Linked DNA regions of Homo sapiens: region 1 is linked to region 2. A link is a loop called in an ENCODE intact Hi-C map of the cell type or tissue named here. Cell type or tissue: endothelial cell of umbilical vein. All regions are shown on one strand. Each heading gives the region's core, and the rest is flanking DNA. Links, peaks and the distances in the headings are about the cores only.

Region 1 (16,205 bases), core at 6,660-14,659, 55 kb before region 2:
AATTTATTATTTAACACATCATGTGTTGCTGGATATTAAATTACTTATTTATTTATTTATTTTTAAAGATAAAGTCTCACTCTGTCACCAGACTGGAGTGCAGTGGCGTGAGCATGGCACACTGCAGCTTTGACCTCCTGGGCTGAAGTGATCCTCCCACCTCAACCTCTCAAGTAGCTGGGACAGCAGGCACATGCCACTATGCTCGGCTAATGTTTTCATTTTTTGTAGAGAGGGGTCTTTTTTTTTTTTTTTTTTTTTTTTTTTGAGATGGAGTCTCGCTCTGTCGCCCAGGCTGGAGTGCAGTGGTACGATCTCGGCTCACTGCAAGCTCCGCCTCCTGGGTTCACGCCATTCTCCTGCCTCAGCCTCCTGAGTAGCTGGGACTACAGGCGTGTGCCATTGCCCAGCTAATTTTTTGTATTTTTAGTAGAGATGGAGTTTCACCATGTTAGCCAGGATGGTCTCGATTTCCTGACCTTGTGATCTGCCCACCTCGGCCTCCCAAAGTGCTGGATTACAGGCGTGAACCACTGTGCCCAGCCTAGAGATGGGGTCTTGCTGTGTTGCCCAAGCTGGTAAAATATTTTAAAGAAGAATGTTTAAAAAATTAGAGTTGTCCAAATGTTGGAATGAATAGCCTTATAAAGCAGTGAGCTCTTTTTTCCAGAGGCTAGAATATAATTTTTAAAGGAGATATCGCAGAAGAAATTCCTACCCTGAGGGGGTGCCTTCCTTCTATTCTCTGGGCCCCTTTTTTCTTGGCAATTACTTTTCTTCCCAGGGTTCACCCTCTTCCCCTATTCTTCAGTCTCCCCTTGACCTTATGATCCTGAACATCTCCTTTCCCCTCCTTAGTACCAGATGCACAAAACACTGATTTTGCTTCGCTGTCCCTACCATAGAGTTTTGGAGCCTAGGAAGAAAGTCGCTTTCCTGGCCAATAAGACCATATACACACTCTCTAGGTCCAATAGCCTTTTTTGTTTAATAGTTAAGGAGCTCAGCATCACGTCATAAAAACACCATAGGCCTTTGGTGTCTTTAAAAATGGGATACTACTGGCAGGGCGTGGTGGCTCACGCCTGTCATCCCAGCACTTTGGGAGGTCGAGGCAGGCGGATCACCTGAGGTCAGAAGTTCGAGACCAGCCTGGCCAACATGGTGAAACCTCATCTCTACTAAAAATACAAAAAATTAGCCAGGCGTGGTAGCGCACACCTGTAATCTCAGCTACGCAGGAGGCTGAGGTAGGAGAATCTTTTGAACTTGGGAGGCAGAGGTTGCAGTGAATCAAGATGGTGCCACGGCACTCCAGCCTGGGCGACAGAGTGAGACTCTGTATCAAAAAAAAAAGAAAAAAAAAAGGGCAGGGATACTACTTAGGATAGATGCAGAAAAGAGTTGCCTGAAGAAATATAAGTGCATGTGAGGTAAGAAAAAAATGAGCCCAGGAGTTTGAGGCTGCAGTGAGCTGTGATTGCATCCCTGCACTCCAGCCGAGTGATAGAGCAAGACTCTGTCAAACAAACAAAAAAGGGTAAGAAAATAGTCTTTCGGGGGATGCCACCTTATCCAGGTTAGTAGCATTGTTTTAATCTCGTGAGATCCTCAGTGTTGACTTTGATCACATTTGAGTAGAAACTCTGCTCTTCATATTTTTGTTCAATCCTTTACAGTAACTACAAAATCAATATTTGTCTAGTTGCTTTGTGATGAAGAATGAATTTAATAAAACAGGTATCCCTAACTTTTTTCAAAAGTGAGCATGGAGTTTTTATTTCCTATTTGAGAGGCTACTGTTTAATCTACAGAAGTAAAACTAAGCCTGTAATTTAAGTTCAGATGAAGAAATTTGTTGGACATATTTCAGCAACTGTTATCATCAATCAAAGGGATAAGCCACATTGTCATAGGGATGACGTGTTTATAGAGGATTGTGAACACAGTTCTAAATGTTTCTGATAAAACACTGAATTACAGAGCTTCAGGCTGAAGCAGCTGGCAGACCCCAGCCACTGCTGCTTTCAAATGTGCCATTTTGCCCTTTTCTCAACCTCCCCCAAGCTGACTGTAACTTAGTGCTTGTGCTTAGGAACAGCATTCTTTATTTAAGGTCCAACTGCCTAGGTTTTAGAAAAAAAGACCTTTAGTTCAAAGTCTTGGGCTGGGCACAGTGGCTCACGCCTGTAATCCCAACACTTTGGGAGGCCGAGGCAGGAGGATTACCTGAGGTTAGGAGTTCGAGACAAGCCTGGCCAGCATGGCAAAACCCCGTCTCTTAAAAATACAAAAATTAGCTGGGCGTGGTGGCATGTGCCTATAATCCCAGCTACTCGGGAGGCTGAGGCAGGAGAATCGCTTGAACCCAGGAGGTGGAGATTGCAGTGAGCAGAGATCTCACCACTGTACTCCAGCCTGGGCAACAGAGTGAAACTCTGTATAAAAAAAAAAAAAAAAAAAAAAATCTTTGCCGGACAATACGTTTCTCTCCTTACTAATAAAGAGCTCTTTCCTTCCTAATACCTCAGAGTTTTCTCCTTTAGAGTTGGATTTGACTTGAATTTAGTATAAATGGCTAATAATAATTTACATCAAAGAACCTGTTTTAATTTATAAAGCATTTGGTGTATTTCATCTTGTATGTATATCACATTTATAACAGTTTTGTGAGGTCAGCAAAGCATTTCTCTCGTCCTGACTGGGGAGGTTGAGTCTGAGGAGTGAATTGGCTTACCCAAGATTATATAGCTAATCAGTCCTGAGGTTGGGGTTGACAAATTTCAATCCAATCCTCTTTCTAAATGTTACTGCACATCAAATAAATAAATAAATAAATAAATAAATAAATAAATAAATAAAGAATGAGTAGGCCTGGTGCAGTGGTTTACGCCTGTAATCCCAGAGCTTTGGGAGGCCGAAGTGAGAGAATCACTTGAGCCTAGGATTTCAAGCCCAGCAACATAGCAAGATTCCGTCTCCACAAAATAATAATAGTAATAACAAGGAGCAGGAATGTAAAATGGTACAGCCCCTATGGAAAACAGTATGGCATTTCCTCAATGATCTGGCAATTCCACATATGGTTATATACCCAAACAGATAATTATTTCATAGCAGCATCATTCACACAGCCAAGAGGTGGAAACAACTGAAGTTTCCATTAACAGATGAAGGGATAAACAAATGTGGTGTGTGTGTGTGTGTGGGTGGGTGTGTGTGTGTGTATGTAGACAGTGGAATATTGTTCAGTTTTAAAAGGGAATGAACCTCTGACACATTCAACAACACAGATAAACCTTGAAGACAATGCTAAGTGAAATGAGACACACAAAAGGACAAATATTATATGATTCCACTTACATAAGGTACCTAGAATAGTCACAAAAAACAAAACAGTGGTTCCCAGGGATAGGGGAGGGAGCACGGGGAGTTATTAAACAGTGACTCTGGGAGTTTAGAATAATGAAAAAGTTCTGAAGGTGGATGGTGCCGATGGTTGTACAACAATGTGAATGTACTTAATGTCACTGAACTGTACAGTTAAAAATGGCTAAAATGGTCAATTTTATGATACATATATTCATCACAATATAGAAAGATTTCAAAAACAATAGAAAAGAGAGGCAGTGTAGGAAAAGCAGCAAACCTTGATCCTAGTCCTGGTCAACCTCTGACTTGTTGGGAGACCACAGATACTTTACCTTTCTGGTCCTTAGTCTCTTTATCTGTAAATCAAGGGAGCCTGGATTAAATGATCTCTAGGTATCCCCCTAATTCTAACAGTCAATCAGAAAAATGCCTTTTCTAAGGGCAGAGCTGCAGCCATATCAGGGGATTACTACTGAGCTCCCAGTTGCTGGTTGAACACTTTGGAAAAGATACATTTCTTGGTCAGGCGTGGTGACTTGTGCCTGTAATCCTAGCACTTTGGGAGGCCGAGGTGGGCGGATCACTTGAGATCAGGAGTTCAAGATCAGCCTGGCCAACATGGCAAAACCCTGTCTCTACTGAAAATACAAATATTAGCCAGGTGTGGTGGCAGGCACCAGTAGTCCCAGCTACTCAGGAGGCTAAGGCAGGAGAACTTCGCTTCAACTCAGGAGGCGGAGGTGGCATTGAGCCAAGATTGCACCACTGCACTCCAGCCTAGGCGACAGAGTGAGACTCCATCTCAAGAAAAAAAAAAAAGACACGTTTCTTAGGCAAGTGATGAAGAAAAACTGACGCAATTATTTCCAGAAATAATATTCCAGAAATAATTGCTAGAGTGCTAGAGTTGCCAGGCTTATTAAAATACAAGCCTGTAGGAAGAAATCCAGACAAAATATCTAGATGCTTTCTGGTTGGAAAAAAACCTTAGGCACCAGTTTGTTTATTTTTTCTCCCCCCCACATCCCCTAGGCTTCTCTAGAGTCTAGAGAAGCTACAGAATAAAGTCGATGAAGTTAATTATTTCAAGCTTGGTGGGTAAAAATCAACCTCTTATGCAAATATAGTTTATAACTTTAAGTAAACAAATATCATCTTAACAAATGCAGTTTCTAATTACAAATATTTATGGTCTCGTGGATAGAAGTCAACCATCTTGTTGACTTGGAACCATTACAACAAATCTTTCTATATCATCAGAAAGTTCTTTGCCCTCCTTAGCAAACAATCTGAGAAAGACACCTTTAAACTGACAAGCTACAGAATAAGTGTACACTTTATGGTAGCTTATATGTAACACTTATCATCCTTTTTCTTAAATCTGTCTAAGATGTATTGGGTTGTTGAGTATTTGTCTTGATAAATACTCAGGTCTGCTGTTAAACTGCTGTGGCTTGCTTCAATAATAATTTATAGTCAGTGTTAAATTAAAGAACACAGGGCTTAGAATGTTGTGTCCTCCAAAAACCAGAAAAAGGAAGGATGAATTGCAAATGGGAAAACTAATTCTTTTGATCTGGATCATGAAGGGGTCAAGATATTTAAGAGAGCATTCCTGGTTGAGGAATGCCCCTCCTGGATGTCACATGCCTCAGTGTCCTGCCTGCCATGAGTCCTCTTCAAACTGTCCACAGTTTCCTGCAGCTTCAGTGACTAGTTCTTTATGCTGGTGACACCCAAATGTCCACCACCAGCTCAGACATCCCCCTGTGCCTTGGGCCCATATACCCAAAGGCATACTGGACTGTTCCACTTGGAGGTGTTCCAAGGACTTGAGTCAACATATCTGAATAAATACTATGTTGGGAGTGATCAATGGTCTAATAAAAATAAAGATAAGGAAAAAGAGGGATAGTGAGAAAGAGGGGCAGCAGAAAAGGGTGACCCCAAGGTGTTCCTTAGAAGGTTCTAGGCCTTGTTTTTATCCTATAAAAATTTTTCTTTTTTTTGCTTCCATCCTTCTTCCTTCTTTCCTTTCTTTCTTCCTTTCCTTCCTCCCTCCTTCCCTTCCTTCCTTCCTTCCTCCCTTCCTTCCTTTCTCATGAATATATCCACAAGTCATTAGATTTCAAAATCATAAATTCTCATAAGATCTTAAAGGGAAAAACCCTTCCTTCCGTCCTCATGAATATATCCACAAGTCATTAGAGTTCAAAATCATAAATCTTCATAAGATCTTAAAGGGAAAATGATTCCAGGAGTGTCTCTACATATATACAGAGAAAGTTATTGAGATGAATTTTGTATTTGATGAGAGCCTGACTAAGGGGTATATATATATATATATATATTGAGACTGCATCTCGCTGTGTCGCCCAGGCTGGAGTGCTGTGGCGCAATCTCGGCTCACTGCAACCTCCGTCTCCTGGGTTCAAATGATTCTCCTGCCTCAGCCTCCCAAGTAGCTGGGATTACAGATGCACACCACCACACTCAGCTAATTTTTGTCTTTTTACTAGAGATAGGGTTTTGCCATGTTGGCCAGGATGTTCTCAAACTCTTGACCTCGGGTGATCCACCCGCCTAGACCTCCCAAAGTGCTTGGATTATAGGCATGAGTCACTGCCCCCGGCCTAAGGGCTATATTTTTAAAAGCCCTCTTGAAGAATCTTGAAAACATCATGCAAAGTGAAAACAGACGCAAAAGGCCACAAATTGTATGATTTCATGTATATGAAATGTTCAGAATAGGCAAATCTATAGGGACTGACACTAGATTAGTGGCTTCCAGATGCTGGAGTGAGGGGAAAATGGGAAGTGACTCCTAGTGGATATGGGGTTTATTTTAGGGGGATGAGAATGTTCTTGAAGTAGATAGTAGTAATGGTTGTACAACCTTGTGAATATAGTAAAAACCACTGAATTTGAATTTTTAAAAGGTTGAAAAAAAAGGACCTCATCCCCAATGCTCCCTCAAAAAAAAAAAAAAAAAATAACAAGAAGGATGTAGTCAGACATCAAGGTTAAGAGTGTCATAAAAATTATTTTTGCTGTAGAGGAAGTGAACTGATTTTCATGGAGCTGTACAAATAGCACACAAACTAGAAATCTGTTTGGCTCAGCCAGCAAATGTTCCCGAATAAATTATTCTGTATCAAAGCTCAAAGGTTTCCTTCCTTTTTGAATTTCTAAATGTACCTTCTAATTATAAATACATTGAACAACAAGGAAGAGGTAGTGACAAAAAAAATTGACATTCTTCCTCCTAGTGTTATCCTCCACTCCACTTAACAGGCATGCAGGTCTGTGTTTTGTTTCTTAATCAACCAAAGATCTTTAGTTGCAAGCAACAGGAACCAATTCTGATTAACCTAAGTGGGGTGTTGGTTTAAAGGATTTAGGGCAATTTACAGAGTCAAAGACAGCCTTCATCAGCTCCTTGGTAAAACCCTGGGAGAGGCGGGAGCCAGGGCAGCCTCAATAATCTCAGCAGCAGACACTCTGCACCCTTCTTTCCAGGGCGCTGCTTCCAGATGGCATCAACTTTTCATGTTGTCTATCTTGGAAAGTTTCTGCTTCAGATGCAGCCCATAAGAGATAAAGTCTGATTGGCCTCACTGATAAAGTGAGATATAATGTGAGCCTGATTTGACTCACCTGTGCAATCACATGCAAAATCACGTGTTTAGCCATGAGCTCTAGTTTGGAAAAGTCTTCATAGGTGCCTATCCTAATTCCATAGTGTAACATGAATAGAAAGGCATAGCTGTTGAGAGATCAATGACTTTGAAAGTTTGCTTCCTATTAGGTTGGTGCAAAGTAATTGCATACTTTTAATGGTAAAAACTGCAATTACTTTTGCGGCAACCTAATATAACACTGCTAGTTAGGAAGGTTGGGTGACACTTCCATTAGGGCTTTTACAGGGGAAAGTATTGAGAGTGAAATTGATTGCTCTTTATTCTTCTAAGTAAATTACCTTTTCTCCACTTTTTCCTGCATGATAACAGAGAGAGTGGCTAGAAAAATCAAGGAAATGTGGCCAGGCGCGTTGGCTCACATCTGTAATCCCAGCACTTTGGGAGGCAGAGGCAGGCAGATCATGAAGTCAGGAGATCAAGACCATTCTGGCTAACATGGTGAAACCCTGCCTCTACTAAAAAATCAGCAGGGCATGGTGGCATGCGCCTGTAGTCCCAGCTACTCAGGAGGCTGAGGCAGGAGAATCGCTTGAATGCAGGGGGCGGAGGTTGCAGTGAACCAAGATCGTGCCACTGCACTCCAGCCTGGGCAACAGAGACTCTGTCTCAAAGAAAAATCAAGTAATTGAAGCTTAGGACAGGGAGAATTCACACAAACAGAATATGCTTGAAAGCTAAACAGCAGTTTCACTTTTAACACCTTACCCAGTGAGAGCCGTACAAGATGGGCCACAGAAACATAAATACTTATAGCTATTTTTATGGGCCCCTAGTTCTCCTCTAAAAAACAAAATAAATACTGCATGGAGTTTAAGAAAAGAATTAATCTGTTCAGGCGTGGTGGCTCACGCCTGTAATCCCAGCACTTTGGGAGGCCAAGGCGGGCGGATCATGAGGTCAGGAGATGGAGACCATCCTGGCCAACAAGGTGAAACCCCATCTACACTAAAAATACAAAAATTAGCTGGGCGTGGTGTTGCATGCCTGTAATCCCAGCTACTCGGGAGGCTGAGGCAGGAGAATTTCTTGAACCCGGGAAGCAGAGGTTACAGTGAGCCAAGATCATGCCACTGCACTCCAGCCTGGCAACAGAGCAAGACTCTGTCTCAAAAAACAGAGTTTGTAAACAAAACAAAACAAAACAAAACAAAACAAAACAAAAAGAATTAATCTGAAGAAAACCAACTAATAATTAGACAATTACAAATAATTGAATTTTTCATTCTGTTTTCTTTCCAAGTCTAGTACCTCCTTCAGTGTGGCTTTGAACTCTTCAAAGTTCACTCTAAGTATGTGAGTCTGGTACCATGGAGACCAGTACAAATATCTAGAAGCAGGTGGTTTGGGCATGTCTGGTTTGAATCTGAGGAATTAGAATGCAGGTTCTCCTTGGCAAGGAGGCCTATCTTATAAAGCTGCATTGAGAGGTTTTTCTGTGACTGTATGGCAAGTCAACAGGGATGTGGTTATCAAAACAAGTTTAAGAACTTAGGGGTCAGTTATTGGTAAGAAACAGAGATTTCATCATGCTGAGCTTTGGGGAATGGTCACAGTGTTAAAGGGGGGCTGGATGGTCACAGAGAGAAGGGAAATGGAAGTCCTCTCTTAATGTGGATATACTTAGTAACTTCCCTCACCAAATCCCACCAGCCAAACATGGTATGTGAGCAGCCAGTCACCCTGTAGTCCCATTTCCAGTTTCTGCTTTTAGAGGCATGTTTGAACAGAGGCTTACATGTCTTCTACTTGGAGCCTTAAGAAAAAGCTTTTCGTAGACTGAGAGAAAAACCAGTACCTACCAAGGAAGTATGAAAATCTGATTGACATTGATGTCGTGATAGTTTTTTTTTTTTTTTTGAGACAGAGTCTAGCTCTGTCACCCAGGCTGGAGTGCAGCAGCATGATCTTGGGTTACTGCAACTGCTGCCTCCCAGGTTCAAGCGATTCTCCTGCTTCAGGCTCCCGAGTAGCTGGGATTGCAGGCATGCACCACCACGCCCAGCTAATTTTTATATTTTAGTACAGACGGGGTTTCACCATGTTGGCCAGGTTGGTCTTGAACTCCTGACCTCAGGCGATCTGCCCACATCTGCCTCCCAAAGTGCTGGGATTACAGGCATGAGCCACTGGGGGTGGCCATGATAGTTATTTTAAGATCAGGAATTCCCAGTGCACAGCTGTTCCTTATCCTTTATGTGACAGCTGTAATGGCTCTGTGCTTTAAAAGTTAACCTAGTTTAGTAGCCATTTTTAATTTTTAAAAATTTTTGTATATTTAGGGTGCACAAGTGCATATTTCTTGCATACCTATATTGCATAGTGGTGTAGTCTGGGCTTCCAGAAACCCCCAAGAATACTAAAATCTGAGGATGCTCAAGTCTCTGATATAAAATGGCATAGTATTTGCATATGCCTACACACATTCTCCCATATACTTTAAATAATCTCTAGATTACTTATAATACCTAACACAATGTAAATGTCATGTAAATAGTTGTATTGCATTTTTATTTGTATTATTACTTATTATTGATTGTTCTTTTTTTTCCAAATATTTTCCATCTGCAGTTTGTTGAATCCATGAATGTGGAACCTTAGATACTAAGGGCTGATAGTATTTTGAGGGAATGGGCGTCACACTCACATATGGAGCTCAATCTTTACGACTTTGACTAGTGATGATGGTGGTAAATGTAGTGAGGATGGTGTGTGTGTGTGTGTGTGTGTGTGTGTGCGTGTGTGTGTAGAAATGGGGGGTTAAATGGGTCCATTAGCAATGTTGAGCCCCTGGTCTATTTTTTAAAATAGGATATCACACAGGTAGATAGGGTGGGGAGTTGTCTCCTGTTTGTTTTTATATAAATGAGACTTTTAGGATTCTCAGGGGGGAGTGTTTTCGAGGTCTCTACTCTCTCTACTTAAAGACATGCACCTTTTCCAGTCCCTACTTAACTGAAAGAGTTGCTCTCTGGAAGCTTCTTGGGAAGTTTCATTGAGTTTCACTGAGGTTGAGTGGTGAGTACTTCAGAGCATTATAGAATCTGTTTGCTTTCATTTAGTCATTAGGTCAATATTTAGTCGCCACAGGCTAATATATTTTGTTTGAGAGAACAAATCAGGGAGTGTTTGCTTGGTTTGAGTTGTTTGGAAAAGTCTTTTAATTCCATTCAATTCAATTCCTGGAACAATGGTGTAACTGGTAGGGTTTAAACATTTAACCTCTCACTGCAGTCAACTAGATAAAGTAGGCCAGACTGGATCCCCCAACCAGATAAAAAGAAAACCTTTTCAGTTTACACAGTGCTTTTGCAATAGGATTCTCACATTAACCTGATGAGTAATAAGGAATTTAAACATTGAGGATGGCGGCATGGGGGAGTGATTCCAAAGAAATGAGCTGAATAGTTTTAATATGTAAGGGAACAACACAGAGAAATAAATTGCCCACTTGATTAACTTCTTGTTTTTTTGAGATGGAGTCTCACTCTGTCACCCAGGCTGGAGTGCAGTGGTGCAATCTCGGCTCACTGCAACCTCTGCCTACTGGGTTCAAGAGATTCTCCTGCCTCAGCTTCCTGAGTAGCTGGGATTACAGGCGCCCGCCACCATGGCTGGCTGACTTTTGTATTTTTAGTAGAGACAGGGTTTCACCATGTTGGCCAGGCTAGTCTCGAACTCCTGGCCTCAAGTGATCTGCCCGCCTCAGCCTCCTAAAGTGCTGGGATTACAGGTCTCAGCTACCATGCCCGGCCTTGATTAACTTCTTTTAGGGGTCCTGTGATTAAACTAAATGTGAACAGGGGAATTGTTATGTTGCCTGAAGTGGTAATTAGGATTCCCATGCATGTATGTGAGCATGTCTGTGAATGTATGTCTAGTACAAGGAAGGTCATTCCATAAATGCATGTTGAATTAAATATTCTATTTGTTACCATACATTATTAATAAACAAAATATTATAAAATCATAATAGCGCTTTTGGCTTTTCTAAACCATTCAGGTATTCTCTATAGAATTTCCTACTCTATTTTCAAAATCTATTCATTCCTAAGGTATCTTAGAATATGTAATAAATCAAAAACAAATATAGGCCAGGTGCGGTGGCTCATGTCTGTAATCCTGGCATTTTGGGAGACTGCGGTAGGCAAATCGCTTGAGCCCAGGAGTTTGAGACCAGCCTGGGCAATATGGCGAAACCCCATCTCTACAAAAAAATACAAAAATTAGCAGGGCCTGGTGGCACATGACTGTGGTCCCAGTTACTTGGGAGGCTGAGGTGGGAGGATCACCTGAGCCCAGGAAGGTTGAGGCTGCAGTGAACTGAGATTGTGCCACTGCACTCCAGGCTAAGTGACAGTGAGACTTTGTAAAAAAAAAAAAAAAAAAAGGAAAAGAAAGAGAAAATAAATGTAAACCTTAAAAAAAGAATAAACAGGAACCAGACAACAGGGTAAAAACCAGACTAAATAAACATGACTTACATCCTGCTCTGAAATGTGGCTTGCAAGGGCGAAAGTGATCAGGACCGGACATAGTTACTCTACCGAAGACATCTTTGCTTTGGTAGCTGTAGGAACCCAGCAAGAGCACCATGTTTTGTTTATTCACCAGTAGATGAAATCCTCAAACAGAACACTCATAACCCACTTAATGTGCGTTCTCATATCTGCAACCAAAGCAGAGGGAACAAAAAGCTCCATTGATACGTTCAATGATAATATATAAGCACTTGCTTCTTATGGCAACACTGAGGTTGGGTAAGTTGGTGAACATCGCAAGCTATGAGGAATACAGTGGCCCAGAAATTGGACCTGAAGAGAAAAGCACTACTAAAAATCAGGCAAGAACTTTCCATGAGAATAAAACTGCCGCCAATATTGTTGCCAGCATTTGATGTGTATTAATCTCATTTTATTATTGCAAACCTATAAGCCAAGTATCTGTAAAATGGGAATGTCCCACCTCACAGGTGCCTGTGGCTGGTGGGACCTGGTGTGCTGGAAGAACAACAGTGTTCATTCCAACAGTGTTGGAATAACAGAACAAGGCATGCAGTCAGAAAGGAGCCATGTACTGATCTTAATAATTAATGACTTACTATTATGCTTACTCTTCACTGTAACCTGTCAATGCCCTTGTGAAATAGGAATAATTGTTCTCAATAAGTGAGAGAACTGGAGCTATGGGAGGTGACCACAGAGATCAAGTGGTAAAAGACCAGACACTTTAACCCAGTTAAATCTAGTGTTCTCTCTGCTATGTCTCAGCAAAGTCCAACAGATTGTCTCATTTTGTAGCACCCTAAGAGCTGAAACAGCAGGAGATCTGGCTCTGGAGATCAGAAAGGGTCTAGCAACATTTCTTCATCCAGTATAATTTGGCGTCTGACCTGAACACCACTGTCTGACTTTTAGGTGTCATGTCTAAGTTTGCTTGTTTGCTTGTTTTTATCATCTTTGCAAGATTTGTGCTGTTGATCATGTGCTTCTTTAAACCCCTTCCTCCTCTGGCTTCTGTGTCACATGTCCTAATTTTATACTGCTGACCACTGGGTTTTATACTGTAAGTTTAGCCTGGATGATAGCTAACATTTATGGAGTTCTTCTTATGTGGGAGGCTCTGTCTCAATCCCTTTATCTGTATTAACATGTATTAATTTATTTAATCAACATAACAAGCCTATGAATCAGATAGCATTATTGTCCTGTTTGAAAAAGATAAGGAAACTCAGCAACAAAAGAAAAATAAATTGGACTTCCGCAAAATTAAAAACATTTGTGCATCAAAGAATACTGTCAAGATAGTGGAAACACAACCTACAGAATGGGAGAATTTGCAAAATCTGATAAGAGATTAATATCCAGAATATGTAAAGAACTATACAACTCAACAACAAGAAAAATAAACAACTGAATTCAAAAACAAGCAAAGGACCTGAACAGACATTTATTCAAAAAAGATATACAAATGGCCCCACCTTTCTTGATGTTATGGCAGCTTTTGACATGTTAGTCATGGCCTCTTTTATAACAAAATGTTATTCAGCTTCTAGGCCACCACTTCTGTCACCAACTGCTCCTTTTCAGTCTCCTTTGCAAGTTCCTTTTTGTCTCCTAACCTCTGAAATGTAGATTCCCCAAGGATGTCAGAGTTCTGACACAGTACTCCAACCTATGTTCATGACTTTGGTATTACCATTATTATTATTTTGAGAAAGAGTCTTGCTCTGTCGCTCTGGCTGGAGTGCAGTGGCGCAATCTCAGCTCACTGCAACCTCATCCTCCCAGGTTCAAACGATTCTCCTGCCTCAGCCTCCTGAGTAGCTGGGATTACAGGCATGCACCACCACACCTGGCTAATTTTTGTAATTTTTAGTAGAGGTGGGGTTTCACCATGTTGGCCAGGCTGATTTCGAACTCCTGACCTCAAATGATCCACCCACCTCAGCCTCCCAAAGTGCTGGTATTACAGGCGTGAGCCACCGCGCCTGGCCGAACTTGGGCTCTTATATCAAACTGCCTATTCAACATTTCCACCTGTTGATTAATAGCTATTTCGTACTGAACCTATCCAAAACCAGCTGCCTGTCCCATCTCAGAAAAGGACCTCTGTTCTTCCAGATTCTTAGACCAAACACCTTAGAATTATTTAGACTTCCCCTTTCTCAGACTAGATTCATTACATCAGCAAACCCTCTTGGCCTTACCTTCACCATATATCCAGAATTTGACCCTCCTCACAACCTTCACCACCAACCATCCTCCCTCACATAGATCACTGCAATAACCAACAGGTCTCCCTTCTCCCCATCCCTGTCAGACTTCCATGAAAAAGAATGCTTTTTAAACTTAATAATGCTTTTCAAACCTAAGTGAAATCATGTCAACTCCACTGCTTACAACCCTTCAGTGGCTTCCTATCTCATTAAGAGTAAAACCATATTCCATTCATTACAAGGTGCTCCTTGACCTTCCTAGCCCTGTTCTTACAGGGCTTTAGCCACTTACCTCTCACTACTTTTGGGAAACTCTTCTCTCTGTGGTATTTGCGGGGATGGTTCCCTCACTCCTTTCATGTCTGACCACCTTGTATAAAAAAGTATTCTCCATTCCCACATAGCCCTCATGTTCAGCTTTATTTTCTATACAGCATTTACCATCACCTGCCTCCCAATATATATTTATTGTCTAACTTTCCCCTCTAGTATTCAATGAGGGCAGAAACCTTGTTCCCTGCTCTGTCCTTAGCACCAAACACTCTGAGTGGCCATTATGGCTTTGGTTAATTTTTGTTTTTTTCGATATAGGGTCTCACTCTGTTGCTCAGACTGGAGTGCAGTGGCGTGCAATCAAGGCTCACTGCAGCCTTGACCTCTGGGCTCCGGTGATCTTCCCATCTCAGTTTCCCAGGTAGCTGGGACTACAGGTATGTGCCATCACACGTGACTGATTTTTTTTTTTGGTATTTTTTTGTAGAGATGGGCTTTTGCCATATTGTCCAGGCTGGTCTTGAACTTCTGGGCTCAAGTGATCTGCCTGCCTTGGCCTCCCAAAGTGCTGGGATTACAGGTGTAAGCTGCCATGCCAGGCTGGCTTTGGTTAATGTTGAAAAGGGTGTGTGTGTGTATGTGTGTGTGCACAAATTATAGGGCTTTTAATGAATGTAGATTTTGTGGTGAAAACCTTCAAAACATGACACCCATGGTGAGTATCATGGGTTCTTGGTTGTTAAAATGCTGAGAACCTCTAGGTTAGATTATTCCAGGTTTTGAAGTTCTACTAAAATTAAAACTCAATAAAACATCATCAGACTAAGCTATTCCTGCAAGAACTGAACACACAGCCCTGCCCCGGTTTCTCTAGGCGCCAGGTTAGGCCTATGAGGTGATAGCTTGAATATATACAGAACGGTAAACTTTCTTATGTGTGAATATAAGCCCCAAATAAGAATGAAACATTATCAACATATTGAAAACAAATTTTTTTGAGACAGCGTCTTGCTATGTCACCCAGGCTGGAGTACAGTGGCACAATCATGGCTCACTGCAGCCTCAACCTCTTGGGCTCAAGCAGTCCTTCCACCTCAGCCTCCCAAGTAGCTGAGACTACAGGCATGTGCCACCATGCCAGGCTAATTTTTTATTTTTCATAGAGATGGAGTTTCACAATGTTGCCCAGGCTGTTCTCAAACTCCTGTGCTCAAGTGATCCTCCCATCTCAGCCTCCCTAAGTGCTGGGATTAAAGACTTGAGCCACCGCACCTGGTCCTTATCAATTTTTAAAATTTCATCTTCCCCCCCTCCAATGATACAAGTATTTCATGTTCATTTTGGGGGAAAAAAAAACTGGCTAAAAATCATCCTTATGTCACTGTTTAGAAAGAATCATTAAGTTCTTCAGATCTTATAAAATATTCACGTATGTATTTTTTATTGTAATCTTGTCATTGGCTATCATGACCCATGTATCATAGCTTAATCTTCTAAGTTCAAGCAAGATAAATGGCTTGATGGCTAATAGCCAGGCATGGGTGCTAAAGAACAGAGACAAACCATTTTAGATTAAGGAACCACACAGAACTCAATTACAGCCAACAATGGCTTCATAGATGGTTCTAGACATGAAATAAGAAAGATTCTTTTGTTTCAGAAATGAAGATAAGCCAGAAACTTGTATACCCACAAAGAAAACCTTGCAATAGGACATCCCTTCATAATGAAAAGATTATGCTATCTAAGGAGAAAGGAATAACAAGTAATCACAGGGAGCTATTGTTCCTTTTGAATGTGTACACTTTAACTTTCAAGTACTTGCGTTGGATTGCTTGAAAATATAAGGGTATACTTTGCCCTCAGCAGTATTAAGTTCTGTGCTGGAACTAGCTACATTTTTTTTTTTTTTTTAAACTAGGGTCTCCTTCCCCTGCCACCTTTTCTTACCGAGTCTCAGTCTGTCTCCCAGGCTGGAGTGCAGTGGTGCGATCTCAGCTTACTGCGATCTCAGCTCACTGCAACCTCCTCCTCCCAGGTTCAAGAGATTCTCCTGTCTGTCTCCCAAGTAGTTGGGATTACAGGCACGTGCCACCACACCCAGCTAATTTTTGTATTTTTAGTAGAGACAGGGTTTCATCATG
Region 2 (16,205 bases), core at 4,721-12,720:
AAAAGTTCTTAATAAAAATTAAAATGCTTTCTCTCCATTTCATATATATGTGAAATTTCCATATATATATAGAAAGAGAGAGAAAGAGAGAGAAAAATGGTTTCAAGTCATAAGTCCTACAGTCAAGACACAACTTCATCCATTAGTAGTTGTATGATACTGCACAAGTCACTTAACCTCTATTTCAGTTTTCTCATAAAATGGAGACAAGAAAATCTAGCTACAAAGGTTTGTATAAGGATATGATAGAACATAAAGCACCCTGTAAACTTTAAGTATTATATTTATCAGTGCTACAATACCCAGCATTCTGAAGTGGCAAAGTTGTCTTTTTACCTTCTACTTAGTCAGGATTTAACTTATCTATATGTCTTTACTAAAATAAAGCTCTTATATGCCTTTATTTTCTGGCTAATAGAACTAATTTCCTATTTTAATAAATTTAAGTGACAGACTTATTGTCATGCAGTCTTTGGGTGCTTACTGTATGCTAGATGATGTCTGATCACTTTACATGGATTAACTCATTTGATCCTAACAAAAATCCAATAAGGAAGATGATGTTATTATTGCCATTTTAAACACGACTAAAGCAAGGTATAGAGAGGTTAAGAAACTTGCTTAAAGTCACTTAGGAAGTAACTGATACAGCCAGTGTTTGAACTTAGCCATTCTGCTCCTAGAACCTGTTTTTTTGAAAAGGGAAGGATTTCCAGTTGCCAGTTTATTAACATGCCATGATGCAAATCTGCCATGTTGAGAAATTTGTTTAAAATGTCAGACCTAGCAAAGCCAGACTCTTTCGACTTCATTCTTTGGATGAGTAAAGGAAGAGACTTCAAGTTTTTTCCTTGTTTAAAAAGCAGTCACAGAAGAACAGAACTTTCTTCCTGTCTGTTATTGTCATTCCCCCAGGAATGCATTTCCAGTTTTAACATAGAATTGATGATGGAAATTAGCTTCAAAATAGGCAATCTCACTTTACAGTAAACTTTCACAGGATACAACTATAATATCTATATTCAGGACTCCAGAAACATTGCTTAGTTTCATATATAAACAGAAAAGGATATTTTTTCAGCATATATAGGGTAGCTAGCCTTGCTGCTTGGAAGTTGGCTCTTAGAGTTCGGTAGACAGCTTTCCGAAGACCGATGAGATGCTGACTTGGATGCTGTCCAGCTTTATTAAATGGGCAAGCAGCACTGACCCTGTCAAGCAAACTTGAAAAGTAAAATGTGATACAACTGTACAGGTGTCCTAAAGTTTTTGTTTCCTAAATCCACAATTCTATTAAATGTAGAAAACAAATTCCTCTTTCATGATCTTCACTAGAAAATGATTATACATATGTCAACTCAGGTCTCATAAAATAGTCATTTCTGTGACTAGATATATATATATATGTATATATAGACAACCACTAAAAAAAAGACAAAAAATTAACATCTCAAAGAGCAAAGGCTTCCTCTGATGTGGGGAAACAATGGATTCTGGCTGAGATATAACAGAAATGTAGAAATATTTATTAAGAATCCACATCTTTTTTACATAGACACTATGCTTGCTAACATATATTAGAGAAGAGCTACTTTATATTCAGTTTTCAAAACCTATATCCATAGGAAGTATGAAGACCTTAATTATAAACACTTTTAAATTCTTAATATACATTTACATACGTTCATCACATATGTTCACTGATCATATTTTGGTCACTTGTACAGAAAAAATACTGTATAGAAATACATTCTGTACATTCATAAAAGTAGGGTAAAATTACTTACCCACCTGCTGCCACTGGCACTTACCTACTCAAAATGAAGTAGGGGACGTGGAAAGATAACAGGACCAGTGGCCAACAGGGGAATACAAGTAGAAAGGCAAAGTAAGGGTTACTGCATAGTAGCATAGCTACTCTCAAAGCTGTTCAAGAGGAAGCACATTTCATGGCACTTCCCATAAGATTAATGGGGAGTACCTAATTTGTAACAATGACATACAATGTATTACATTTCATAACTTACAGTATATATGAGTAAATACCTGGTTATCAGATAAATTTTTTCACCTAACCAGTAATCTTTCCCAACAGTAAAACAAAATATTGGCATTTGTAAATTGCTTATACTATAACACAAAGCTATAAAACAACACACCTAACTCAAAACTTTAAAAATGTTAAACCATACTAAAATGTATTCAGGTATTAAAAATCTATAAAAACCAAATTTTAAAAAATCTATAAAAAGCAGAGGATGATGACTGACAGGCTTATGTTAAGACAAGGGAATGAAGGCAAAAAAGGTTTCAATTATTTGTGAGAGAGGACAATTTGAGTCAGAAACAAAACAGCATTCATGATTTCAATATATGGCACTACTGCTTGTGCTCCATTTTACTAAATCAGTTTTAAAAACTGTCTAATTTTGAAAATGTCTAAAAAATTATGATTCAAGACTTATTATTCATTTTTCAACCCATTATCCAGTTAGATAGAGACAAAGGAAGCACAATTTCTTCCAATACTTCTCTTCGTCTGTCATCTGAATGGGTAGAAGTCATAATCTGGAAGGTAAATCATGTCTAACTGGCCCACTTTACCTCTTCGTGCAAATTCCATGGGGACAGATAAAGTTGGAAAATGACACAAGGCACAGAATCCTCTATACACGCCTAACCATTAGTTGAACAAAGCCACTTTGTTCAACCAGTAAGTCCTCTCAATAAAATAAAAAGGAACTATTACTTTTTTTTTGTTTTTGAAACGGAGTCTCGCTCTGTCGTCCAGGCTGGAGTGCAGTAGCGCGATCTCGGCTCACTGCAAGCTCTGCCTCCCGGGTTCATGCCATTCTCCTGCCTCAGCCTCCCGGGTAGCTGGGTCTACAGGCACCCGCCACCACGCCCGGCTAATTTCTTTTTGTATTTTTAGTAGAGACGGGGTTTCACCGTGTTAGCCAGGATAGCTACGATCTCCTGACCTCGTGATCCGCCCGCCTCGGCCTCCCAAAGTGCTGGGATTACAGGTGTGGGCCACCGTGCCCGGCCGGAAATATTACTTATTTTAAGCATGATTTTTTTAAACTTTTAAAATTTGACACTTAAACAACTTAAAAACGTGCTATCCTTTAAGTCAATAAGAAGTAGACTTCAACTAATGCAACGACAAAAATCAACAGATGCTAAGAACTTTTATACTTTTTTTTTTGAGACCAAGTCTGTTGCCCAACCTAGACAGAATCTGTTGTCTCCAGTTCTGTTGCCCAAACTGGAGTGCAGTGGCACAATCTTGGCTCACTACAGCCTCAACCTCCTGGGGTTTAAGCAATCCTCACACCTCAGCCTCCCGAGTAGCTGGGACTACAGGTGTGTGCCACCACGTCTGGCTAATTTTTTATTATTTGTAGAGATGGGGTTTTGCTAGATTGCCTAGGCTAGTCTTGAACTCCTGGGCTCAAGTGATCCTCATGCCTCGACCTCCCAAAGTGCTGGGATTACGGGTGTGAGCCATTGTGCCTGGCTGACTTTTATACTTTGATTGAGAAGAAAGAGAAATTATAAAATCCATCTTATGTCTTGGGATTGTGTGTAGAACACAAGAGAGTAAAGAACAAGATAACTACTGGGATTCTTCCATTTCTCTATTCCATGATTTTTTAGAAACAGTGTTTATCTCAAGATTGTGTAATGTTCTAGAGCAGAACAGAGTGAAGGATGCGATGGCTACCAGAGGTTCTTCACTCCCTCTTTTCATGATTTTCTAGATACGACTAATTAAGAGCTATGAATGTTCTTCACCATATGCTTACTTTCCCCCACCTATAGATTGCAAAAGTTATATAGGTTATATAAATTATTAAATATACTAGCACACAACTGTCATCTGTTAGTGTTTGGCAGGTGTCCAGTGTACTGCAAGCCGGGTTTAGAATCAGATGGAATGGATATGAATATTTACCATTTATAATTCTATGCCTTTAGTTGTATGCAAAAGTGACTAGCATAGTATATGGAATATAGTTGGTGCTCAATAAATGTAACTTTCCCTTTAATAATAGATTAAGTAGTCAATATATCCTACAGCTTAATATACTTACAGCTAGACTGGTGAATATTTAATTTCCTGTAAGAATGGAAAACATCACTATTTGCATGATATTCTGAGAGTATCAGTGCTATAATATCTGCTAATATTTACCTGAACAGTTATTAGTACATGTCAAGAGTTTTCAAAATGCATTTATAGCAGATACGTCTATCATAAAGAAGGCATTTGAAAGGGAGTAATGGGAGCAAGCATTTACTGGGTAACTACTGCACGTTAGGTTCAGTATCAGACACTCTCTATATATTATCTCATATAATCACATGGTAACATACAGAAATAATCATGATCTCCAAAGTACTTTAGTTCCTCAAAGCAGATAGGCAGAATCATACTACATATTAAATCTAGCACATAATGTATTTATTCCTTCACTTAGCAGTTAATTGACTTTAGTAAGTACTAAAGAGAAAAGCACTTTTTTTTCCTATAAATGCAACATAGAAATGAAAATAGGTAATAAATATTCTCCTTTATGGAATAGAAAATAATCATTTAAGAAATAAAATAAAAAATGAACTCACAGTGTAAATCCTCTGGAAATCACTTCGGTTTCTTGAATGAGACGTAAAGCTTTTCTCACGAGGTTAGTAAAAGCTCGGCTGTTTGTGGCCATATCTTCCAAATGAACGCTGTATTTTTTTAGGGTCACTTGTAGTTTGGCTGTCCTCCATAATCTCAAAGCTCTTATGACCAGATACACAAATAGAATCACTCCCCATACCAGCCAGGAAGACACAATCCACCAAGTGGGAAGCATAACGAGCAAGCTAATGAAGGCAAATAGCATTGAGAGATCCCTGGGAACAAGAAAGGAAGAAAATGATATGCATCAGATTAGAGAAAGAAAGATGAATTACTTTAATCAGTAAAAACAAAATTTAAATTTAGGTTTACTAAATAAATAAAATGCTAGCTTCTTTGTAAAGCATAACTTAAAAATATATGACATTTAAGAAGGTGATGTGAAAGATTTTTAAAATACCTCGCAACTAGACAATAGTGCTTAGGTATTAACATCTGAGCTGATAAATTTAAGTAAGAAAACAGGTATCTTCTGGAATCAGGTAAAGCTGATTTCACAAAAGAAACTCAAATTCTCTGTAGGTGCTGACTGAATGCTGGGCAGAACCAACAAAAGGCCTCTACATTTCCTACATATACAGAATCTGGAGCTAGAAATACCACCCATCGCCTGCAGGATAAAATCAAACTTCATTAGCTCAGTCTACAAAATCCTTCAGAAGTTGGCCCAGAACATGTCTTGAGTCAGATCAGCATCCCAGCCCTCAACTCCAAGCATTGTAAACCAGAACATCTCTTCCTTCTCTTTCCTTTTTGCCTGGTGTCATCTTATATTTAATACCAAAATCCTATGCGTTCAAACCTTCCTCTGACACCAAGTCTTCTGTGAAGATTTTGCCAAAAGCTTGAAATAGTTACTTCTAATTTTAGCCAACCCCTCTTCTGTGACCCCAAAGAAATTGCTACATTTCTCTTTATGACATTAATAAAAATGATAATAAATATAACAATAGGCATCTTCTGAAACCACTTTTAAAAAAATAAAAAATATATGGAATCCTTAACCTAAAAAGCAAATTAGAGATTTTAAAATCCGATTTTATAGATTTAAAAGTAAAAATACTATTTCAGAGATATTATAAATCCCTTTTCCTAAAATCAAACTTTATTTGCATAGAAACACATACTAGATCAAGAATATGTACACATTTTTCCAATTAGAAATGATACACACTTGATGAGTAATTGTTTGAATAAAGTCCTCTAATTTTAAATAATCATCATCAATTTGGAATATACATACTTACCACAGACCATGATATGGACAAGGTTTGTACTTTTATACTACTTTAATTGAAACAAAAATATGTACACATTTTAAAATTCATATCAATTGCAAGTCTAACAGACTAAAATACATCTTTAAAGCAATGAATGCTTTGGTGAAAATGTGTATATATAAGAAAGAGGGGGCCAGGCACAGTGGCCCACGCCTGTAATCTCAGCACTTTGAGAGGCACAGGTGGGAGGACCACTTGAGCCCAGGAGTTCGAGACCAGACTGGGCAACACAGTAGGACCCCTTCTCTACAAAAAATTTAAAAATTAGCTGGGTGTGGTTGCATGCATCCGTAGTCCCTGCTATTCGGAGGCTGAGGCGGAGGGATCACTTGAGCAGGCTGCAGTAAGCCGAGATCATGCCACTGCACTCCAGCCTGGGTGGCAAAGCAGGACCTTGTCTCAAAAAAAAAAAAAAAAAAAAAGAAAAGAAAAGAAAGAGGGGAGTATAAGGGGGATGTGTCTGAGAATAGCTGAAAAACAGCAATATTTGGAAAGAGTTATAATAATCATATTGCAAAGAAAATCACATGCAATTTCTTATTAAATATTTGCCCTGGCCAGGTGCAGGGGCTCGTGCCTGTAATCCCAGCACTTTGGGAGGCTGAGGCAGGCAGATCACTTGAGTTCAGGAATTCAAGACCAGCCTGGGCAACATGGCAAAACCCTGTCTCTGAAAAAAATACAAAAATTAGCCAGGTATGGTGGCATGCTCCTATAGTCCCAGGTATTTGGGAGGCTAGGGCAGGAGGATCACTTGAGTCTAGGAGGCTGAGGCTGCAGTGAGCTGAGGTCACACCACTGTACTCCAGCCTGAGCAACAGAGACCCTGTCTCAAAAAATAAGTAAATAAATAAATATTTGCCCTAATTTCCTTTAGAATCCTTTACTTTTCAGATAATACTGGCAATACCATAAAGCAAAATCTCATCATATACTTTTGTATGTTAATAGTAAACTCTAAAATCATTTATAGGTCTCATAGTTGCTTGATTATATTTGTGGGTAAAGGAAAGTTAGTAAAGTAGTAAATTCTTAAAACCTATGGTTCCTTCTATCAGCTCCTTAAATTCTTGTATTTTTGAAGGATAAGAAGCTTTACTTCTTCATGATCATATCTGAGTGACTGCAGAATGAAGCATTTGTCAGTGTGACAGGGAAGACATAAATACAGAACCTTGAGGCCAATGAATGTAACTGCCTATATAACTTGAACAGTTTGAATAGTGATTTAGTGTACTTCTTGATTCATTCCTCCCTTCTATGTCAAATTTAATAAAGTACTTTAACAGGAAGAAGACATCAATAATTTTTTATATATAATCGCTTTTTGCTACACATTCTTTTTTTTTCTTTTAACAGATTATTGCTTGGGACTTCTGCTCTAGACCCAAATAGTTCAAGAGGTTGAAAAGTTTTAGGATGGTCTGAATGAATCATCAAATCACATTCCCTGTGATCTTTTCTCAGCCAACACAGCCAGAATCAACTGCCTACCTCCATGTCCCATCCTATTCTTGGTGTCTCTACAATATAGTTACGATAAAACCTATTAATTATAAAGAAACACAAAGAAGGTTAGGTTTGCATGCACACATGTGAATAGGTGTATGGGTAAAATAAATTCTTTTTTTTTTCCCCTTAGAGACAGGGTCTCGCTTTGTTGCTCAGGCTGGAGTGCAGTGGTGTGATCACGGCTCACTGCACTCTGCAACTGCTGGGCTCAAGCAATCCTCCCATATCAGTCTCCCAAGGAGCTAGGTCTACAGACATATGCCAACATACCTGAACTCATTTTTTCATGTTTTGTAGAGATGGGATTTTGCTACGTTGCCCAGGCTGGTCTCAAACTCTTGGCCTTAAGCAATCCTACCACCTCAGCCTCCCAAAGTGTTGGGATTACAGGCATGAGCCACTGCACCTGGCAGAGTAACTTTTTGGCACTTGTTATACCCATTTGCTAGGTTGCTGAGCACAGAACTAATTTTAATGAGTTGGAAGTATATAATAACCAAATTGGATTTTTTTCCCTAGCTTCACTTTAAATAGTATTTACTTTAGAAAGGCACTTTTTCCCCCCATATTGTTACTTTAATTGTACTGCTAAATGTATGGAATGTTTATGCCTTTACAATGGAGAGCACAATGATGGGTTTCCTCTGCTAATACTCTGTATGTAAGCAGTCAAAGAATAGGTGTTTTCTGGACAGTACCAAATATTAGGGGTTGCCAGGGAGCAAAGTGTTGGAAGGTGTCCATTTTCCTGTTGTTGAGATTGCCCTGCAGACAGGATACTGGGATCAAGTAGCTCAATCAGCTCCACATCCTCTTGTAACAGGACTTCCTGTTGCAGGATGGTATGTAATGAGTCGAGTCGGAATCCAATATCCTTGCCATTAAAATACCAGAAGAGAGGTATTAACACATATATAATATTGCATTAAACGCTAAGCTCCTAATGTACTAATAAAATTTGGTGGTGTTTATTTTCAGAAGATACTTCAAGAAGAAACAACAGTCCAATCTACCTTCAGTATGATAGCTGGGTTTTATTTTCACTGTAAATGTGAAACAGTAAAGGTTGAGATAGACATTATTGAGCCATCAGATGTAAAAGATAAATTTTTAATAACAAGATGTAAAGTAATTACAGATTAACAAACTTGTCTAGTTAAGCCTAATTGATTAAATTGCTAGGGCACGACATGGAAAATATAATCCTATAACATAAAAGATGCTGTCCCTGAAGCTGTAACAATATAGCCAATATTTAAGAATTTTATTAGCAGGATCAAGGCCTCCTAAAAATGGATATTCAGATATTTAAAAATACACTATTAAGGAATGCAATGTAAAATCACACTAACATTTGCATAGCACTTTATAGTTTACAAAATGCCTTCACATATACGAGCTCATTTATTTCTCCTTCTCTTCTTTCTATTCATCTATCAAGGAATATCTTCTATAAGCCAGGCATCAGGCTTGACACTGAAGACACAAAATGAAAAAGATATACAAGTCTCTATTCTTAAAGAGTTCGTAGTTTAATGAAGTGACCCAAAAAGTAAACAGTTGCAATATAACATGCAAAGGAGTGTGATGAAATACACCTAGAGTACTATGAAAATGGCATAGAGGGACCAAGCCTGTAATGAAGTCAGAGAAAGTAAAAGAGGTGAAGCCTGAGCTAAGTTTTAAAGGATGAACAAAAATTGACCAGACAAAGGAGTTGGAGAAGTGGGATGGTACAGGATAAAAGCCTTTCTAATTTGGGGAAGTGTGAGTCGTCGATATTAGATGATATTATTAATAGATTGTGCACAGAGTGCACATGGTAGAGAGGTGAGAGATGAGGTAGCACTGTTAGGGCAGATAGGTGAATTCTCACAGTAACCCTGTGATGTACCTTATCATCCTCCTCTCCATTATGTAGGGGAGAACACCAAAGCCCAAAGAGATTAAGTAACTTTCCAGAATTTTGATTTCAAATCCTAAGCGTTTGGTAGCTGTGTTTCCCTGCATATAGTCTGCCTCAAAAGAAAATTTAAAGTTGTATTTTGTATTAAATTTAAACAAATAGAGGCCGGGTGCAGTGGCTCACGCCTGTAGTCCCAGCACTTTGGTAGGCCAAGGTGGGCGGATCACCTGAGGTCAGGATTTCGAGACCAGCCTGGCCAATATGGTGAAACCCCATCTCTACTAACATACAAAAATTAGCTGGGCATGGTGGCACATGCCTGTAATCCTGGCTACTTGGGAAGCTGAGGCAGGAGAATCTCTTGAACCCAGGAGGCGGAGGTTGCAGTGAGCCGAGATTGTGCCACTGCACTACAACCTGGACAACAGAGCAAGATTCCGTCTCAAAAAAAATAAAAATAAAAAATAAACCAAAACCAAACAAACAAATTTAGTACTAGAGTGATCCTACTATATGATCAAAATAAAGAGAATGATGGACAAGGCCATTAACAATTAAAGTAAAACCTGTTAGGTCTAGGGTGTGAAGGCAACAGGTTTGCTCTTCTTAGTTAATTTAATCATCCCCACACCACACATTCCAGGCCTCGCTGATCATAATGAGGACTTCAGTAAGAATGAGGTGAACCATATATCAAACTGAGCCCATGACCTCTTGATCAGGGTTATATGCCACTTTTAGAGAAGAAGATTTTTAATATTAGGTGCATTTAGATATATTTTATTTATCTTCAGTCCAAAAAGAGAGCATCTTCTCAATGGAATGTTGATCTTTCTTTTAGCCTGATATGGCTTTTTTTTTTTTTTTTACCATCTACTGACACACTCTGCATGTACCTCTGCAGCACTTTTATGTTTCATATTTGAACAACTGCCTCTTCTCTCTTCCCACAATTCTGATTCTAACATTAGGAACCACTTAATTTGACATCCCACCCCACTTTCATAAAAACAGAGCAACACAACTCACTTTATACTATTGTTCAGAGGGGAGAAAAAAGGAGCGCAGGGGCATGGTAGCTTTTTGAGTAATCTCTGAAATTGATCTTACTATTTGGTTCCCCAATTAGACACAGCCATATTCAATGCAAGTATTAAAAATCAAACTTTTGCTACAAAAGCTTTAGACCATACCTTTTATGAGACTTCTATGTACCTATATAAGGTAAGTTTGAAGAAGCCTAACGAGTTGAAGGCTAAAGCTGACAGAGAGTGGAAAAGCCAGTAATATTCAATGGCAGTGCTCTCTCTTCACAGATATTCTACTTAATCAGTTACTCACTTTCTTTAACACCATTCCCTGGCATCAGACTTATGTGTAAAACTGGGATAACACCTCCCCAAAACCAACGTGCTTAGAGGAAGTATTAATAGCATTAGGAATATCTGATTTAAGAATGTGACAAACCCACTGGGCACTGTGGTTCACCCCTGTAATCCCAGCACTTTGGGAGGCTAAGGCGGGCAGATCACTTGAGGCCAAGAGTTCAAGACCAGCATGGCCAACAGAGTGAAACCTCATCTCTACTAAAAATACAGATATTAGCCAGGTTTGGTGGCGTGCACCTGTAGTCCCAGCTACTTGTGAGGCTGAGGCACAAGAATTGCTTGAGCCTGGGAGGCAGAGGTTGCAGTGAGCCGAGATGGTGCCACTGTACTGCAGCCTGAAAAATAGAAGGAGACTCTGTCTCAAAAAAAAAAAAAAAAAAAAAAAAAGTGATCAACCAACAACCTACAATCATCTATGAATACAAATAAACTTGAAAGGCACCAAGACACTCCAAATAACTAAAACAATGTTATCTTAGTGATTAGATTGCCTCACGTAGAGGAAAAACTTGAACTATATACTGATTATTATAACGGTTTAAATTGAATCAGATTAATGAATTAAGTTTCTTTCTTAAGGATAAAATGTAAAATTAGATATTACTCTTTGATTATAAAAATAAGAACTGCAGAAAACATGTTAACTGTGTTACAAGGTAACAATCAAACTACCAGAAAAACTGACACCTGCAAATTAAGAAACATGTCATGACAGTACTATTTGGACTGGGAAGCCCAGATCCAGGTCTCAAACAAATGAAGAAACTGAAAAGGTGCTAATTCTGATCGATTTAAATATTAGCAGGTATCACCTGCATGGCTGGAGGCTCTATGCTCCTGGGATGTGTACTATGTAAACTTTGGCACATTTTCAACAAGTCTGAGTGCCAGGACTTAGTGTCTAGCTTTATATCCTTGCTCCACAACTTAAGCATGTTAATAAGCTCTCTGTGCCAGTTTCCTCTTTGGCAAAAGTGGGATAATAACAGTAGCTACTTCACAGGGTTGTTATGAGGATTAAATAAGTCAGTATCTATAAAATACCAAGAAGAGTGGCTCATAGTAAGCACTGTATGTTAGCTATTACTGTTGTCACTATCTATGCAATAACTGAAACAATAAAGAAAAGCACACGTTGGATATATTACAATACAAAAACTTATAGAACACAAAGTAATTATTACTAGGTTGATGCAGAAAATAAGAGACACAATAGGCTGAAGTTTCGGGAAAGCTTTGAGAAAAAGCTAGGAGTGCTTATTGAAAAGATTCTAATGGATCAAGAAAAAAAAAACAGAAAGTATTCCATCACAGTATAAGAGCACAAACATAGACATACAGAATAAGTACGGAATAAAGGAAAATGAAGACTGGGTTCATTGATACAAATACTGGTGGACAAAGCTGGAAAGGTAGGTTAGGGCCAAATTATGCAGACTCTTTAGTGCTGACGTGACAAATTTGGACTTGATTTGATTGATAAAGATCTTTCCAGGATCTAAATAGGGAAGTGGCATGAGAAAGTACTTAGGAATTCCTTTCTGCATGGATGAAATGAAAGGTTATGAGAAGGCACAGATAAAAAATTAAGAGATTTTGATTTCTTTTTCCTTAGGGATGAAGAAGAGAACTTATTCATTTGTCAGTATTCTTCAAAGATCTTAATCACTTTGGATATCATGGGGCTTTTTATACAAGGATCAAATAAGATAACACGTGTGAAAGCACTTTATAAGCTAAAAGGCACTTAAAAAGTGCCATTACCACTACCCATCATGGTTGCTATAAAGGATTTTTTTAATTTTTAAGAAAAGTACTATAAAAATGAACATTAGTAAAATGTTCAGATATCACAGAGCAATTGCCAATATTCTTACAAAAGAAATGAGGGCCTGCTTCAATATCTGTATAGCTAACAACATTTTAAATACGTCACAATCAAGGGGAAAAAGTCAAGCAATCTCACGCCAAAAGCCACCTTGGCAATTTCTTGTTCCATTACTAGTAAACTAATCCTTAGGTATGTATTCTTATAGTTCTCCATAATATAGGCACAAAAGGGATGCATACAGAAGCTGGCACTGTATAGTGAAACATCACATGAAACATGTGGCCAGTGACACAGAATCAAGAATGAAAAGACCAGGCCTAGGCAGACTATGACTAAATCACAGAAAAATGTATATGGATCCATATACCTTACCACAGTCCTAGTATCACTGAAGAATGAGATGGCTCCACCTGGATAAAAATGGCATTATATGTAGACGATAAGACACTTCATTGACCTTCTCAATACACCTTCAACAAAGATGAAACCCTGAACAAAGAACTTGACAATTTGGATTGCTAAAAAAGTAATTTTAGTCAGCCAAAAAATAATAATACTTGAGCTAGAGAGGTCGTATGCTATAGCAGAAAGAGCATGGCTTTGGAACCAAGAGACCTGGGTTCAAATTCTGGCTCTATCACTTTCTAGCTGAACATTTTTAGACAATTCACTCAGTAAGTTATTAAAACAAACTGATTGTCTGAACCTTGGTTTTCTCGTTACTGAAGCAGACTAAATCTTATAGTGTTGTTTAGATTACCAAATCAAAATGTGAAAGCACTTTGTAAACAATCTCCTTACAAATGTTAATTTACAGGAATGATAATTCTTAAGGTTACAGGCCAGCAGAGATCCTGAAACCTGCTTACTTGTAACTACATTACTCCTTCTGGGAGCCATGAGAACCACATAACTTGAATTTTTAGGCTATACTCCCTGGATTTTGTATTGTTAGGACGTCAGAAGGTTGAAGTATTTCCCCCCTGGAGTTCTGTTACAGCAGAGAGTAGAAAAAAACAAAGCCTCACAAAAATCACAAAGACCTTTCAGGTTGACTGTTTCGAGTCTTTGGGAAATTCTGTGATTTAACAGATTGAATTGATCCCACTAATGACATATTCCTTTACCTATAGAGAGGGATACCTGTCAATGGAGGAAGAGGGCAATAGTAAATTAGCAATCTAACAAATAACGTTTCAATAACTATCAGAGTATTCCATTCTGAGTGGCTAATAACCTCTTTAAAAGCTATAAACAATACCAGTAAGCCCAAATTAAAAGATCCTGAGTTACTGCAGAATCTCTAGTAAAAATCAATTGCTGGCCAAATTGATAGCAAAACAAATTCTGATTCACCAATTATTTCACTAATAACCTAGAACCCTGAAAAGTGGCAAAAAGAAGTGACCACTTACCAACTTGTGAAGTAAGTCATCTTTCTTATTGCACTGAGAAAAAAAAATCCAACTTTTGATGGTTTCAGCCACTTTTAACAGGATACCTTGCTGAAGGAAATGAATGACATTGTATAGGATTATTAAAAGCATACCCAAACAGCAGAAAAACTTCAAAGTACTTACCTCCAATCAATGAGAATTTATATCAGAAAAGGAAGAAAAAAATTGTCCAGGTTATATACCTTGTCAGTACATCTCAGCCTCCTTATTAGTTCCTAAATTTTGTTGCATATCAGGATCACCTGGAGATTTTAGTTAGAAACATATTCTTGGGCCCCCAAACTAAAGATTCTGATTCAATACATTTGGAATGAGGCCTGAAAATCCGATTTTTAAAGAGCAGGCAGAAGTCATTCTGAAGCAGCCCATTTATCCTGGGGAGACTATGTACTATGTCAACATGATGATAGTATTTATTTCAGAAAGAAAAATCATAGGGTGGTTACAAGTTCTCAAATATTAAGACCATTTCATTCCACAATACTAAGTCAAAAAGATACTTTGACCATTTTAGAAAAACTGTCATATATTGATAAAAAAGCTTTACTACTGAATCAACCAAAAATTCAATTTACCTTAATAGCCCATTCCTTGAGCATGCCAGTAAGTGCAGTTTATATTCATTGAGTGATTACTATATCCCAGGTACTGCAAAGGGTCATGGGAAAAAAGATAAATACATGTAACTATTGTTTTCAAGAACTTAGTATAGAAGAAGAGACAATATAAAGAATTACAATCAATGTAAAGTCTGAAAAAGTATTGGAAAAGAGGAGGTCAGAGAGGAGCTAACACTGGAGTTCAGTCCTAACGGATGAGTAGGAATTTAACAAAGAAGGGAAGAACGAGTTGGGCACGGTGGCTCATGCCTGTAACCCCAGCACTTTGGGAGGCCGAGGAGGGCGGAGCACCTGAGGTCAGGGGTTTGAGACCAGCCTGACCAACATGGAGAAACCCCGTCTCTACGAAAAATACAAAATTAGCCAGGCATAGTGGTGCATGCCTGTAATCCCAGCTACTCGGGAGGCTGAGGCAGGCGAATCACTTGAACCCGGGAGGCAGAGGTTGTGGTGAGCCGAGATCGCGCCATTGCACTCCAGCCTGGGTGACAAGAGCGAAACTGCATCTCAAAAAAAAAAGAGAAGATCACTTCAGTCAAGGGAAGAGGATGAAGGAAAGAGCCATTAAAGCACATGTCATGGGGATGGTGGCGCACTCCAGGACAGTTATGACCCAAGAGAAGAAGGGATTAGTAAGGAAGTTAAAAAGGTACACTGAGATAGGTTTTAAAGGATCTTAGACTTACACACCATAATAGTATGAACATTATCCTGTAGGGTGTGAGGAGCTACCAAAGATTTTTATGCAAGGAAGCGAAACAATAAAGAAAAATAATTGGCAATAGTGCAGGGGCTAAACTGGCAGGGTATGATTGTAGACAAGAAGCATGATTAAAAGGATATTCAAGGCCGGGGGCGGTGGCTCCCGCCTGTAATCCCAGCACTTTGGGAGGCCGAGGTGGGTGGATCACAAGGTCAGGAGTTCGAGATCAGCCTGGCCAACATAGTGAAACCCCGTCTCTACTAAAAATACAAAAAATTAGCCGGGCGTGGTGGTGGGCACCTATAATCCCAGCTACTCAGGAGGCTGAGGCAGGAGAATCGCTTGCACCCGGGAGGTGGAGGTTGCAGCGAGCTGAGATCGCACCACTGCACTCAAGGCTGGGCGACAGCGCGAGACTCCATCTCAAAAAAGAGAAAAGAAAATTAATCACTCAGCTAAATAACAATAAAGGCCTTTAAGTTAGGTAATGAGTACAAAAAAGATCATGAATAAGAGTTAGATTTAAGAGACACAGAAGCTGACTTGATGTATCACTTGATGACCAAGGCTATGTCAGCGCGATTGGAAATGGTATGGTAACTGAGAGGGTGGTGATTTGGGACTATTAAAAAGAACACTTTTTGTTTGTTTGTTTTGGGGGTGTCTGAGGGGGTAGTGATTTGGGACTATTAAAAGGAACATTTTTTGTTTGTTTGTTTTGGGGGTGTCTGAGGAAGTCCTATTTTAGACAAGTTGAATCTGAGCTTTGTGGGGCACATGTAGAAGAAAATGTCTAACAAGCACCTGGAACTCAGCAA

The links. Peaks named below come from ENCODE experiments on the same cell type or tissue, not always from the same donor. Only the 100,000 strongest peaks of a DNase experiment are listed, where the experiment ranks them.
Region 1: it touches region 2 in a loop (4-fold over the local background); 2 of 110 quality-filtered maps call a loop at or near these places.

Annotation. Positions count from the first base shown.
Region 1 is chr12:95,312,351-95,328,555 of GRCh38, reverse strand. No RefSeq gene overlaps it. Among named protein-coding and RNA genes, the nearest start is that of MIR3685, 11 kb to the right of the region's middle. In endothelial cell of umbilical vein, for the core only: no CTCF peak of the experiment used is centred there; no DNase peak of the experiment used is centred there.
Region 2 is chr12:95,255,057-95,271,261 of GRCh38, reverse strand. VEZT (vezatin, adherens junctions transmembrane protein) reads right to left here. Exons shown (of 12, transcript NM_017599.4): 3 at 14,023-14,112; 4 at 8,181-8,356; 5 at 4,630-4,905; 6 at 1,074-1,211. Among named protein-coding and RNA genes, the nearest start is that of MIR331, 45 kb to the left of the region's middle. In endothelial cell of umbilical vein, for the core only: no CTCF peak of the experiment used is centred there; DNase peaks (open chromatin) are centred at 8,211 and 11,751; H3K27ac peaks cover 3,412 bases.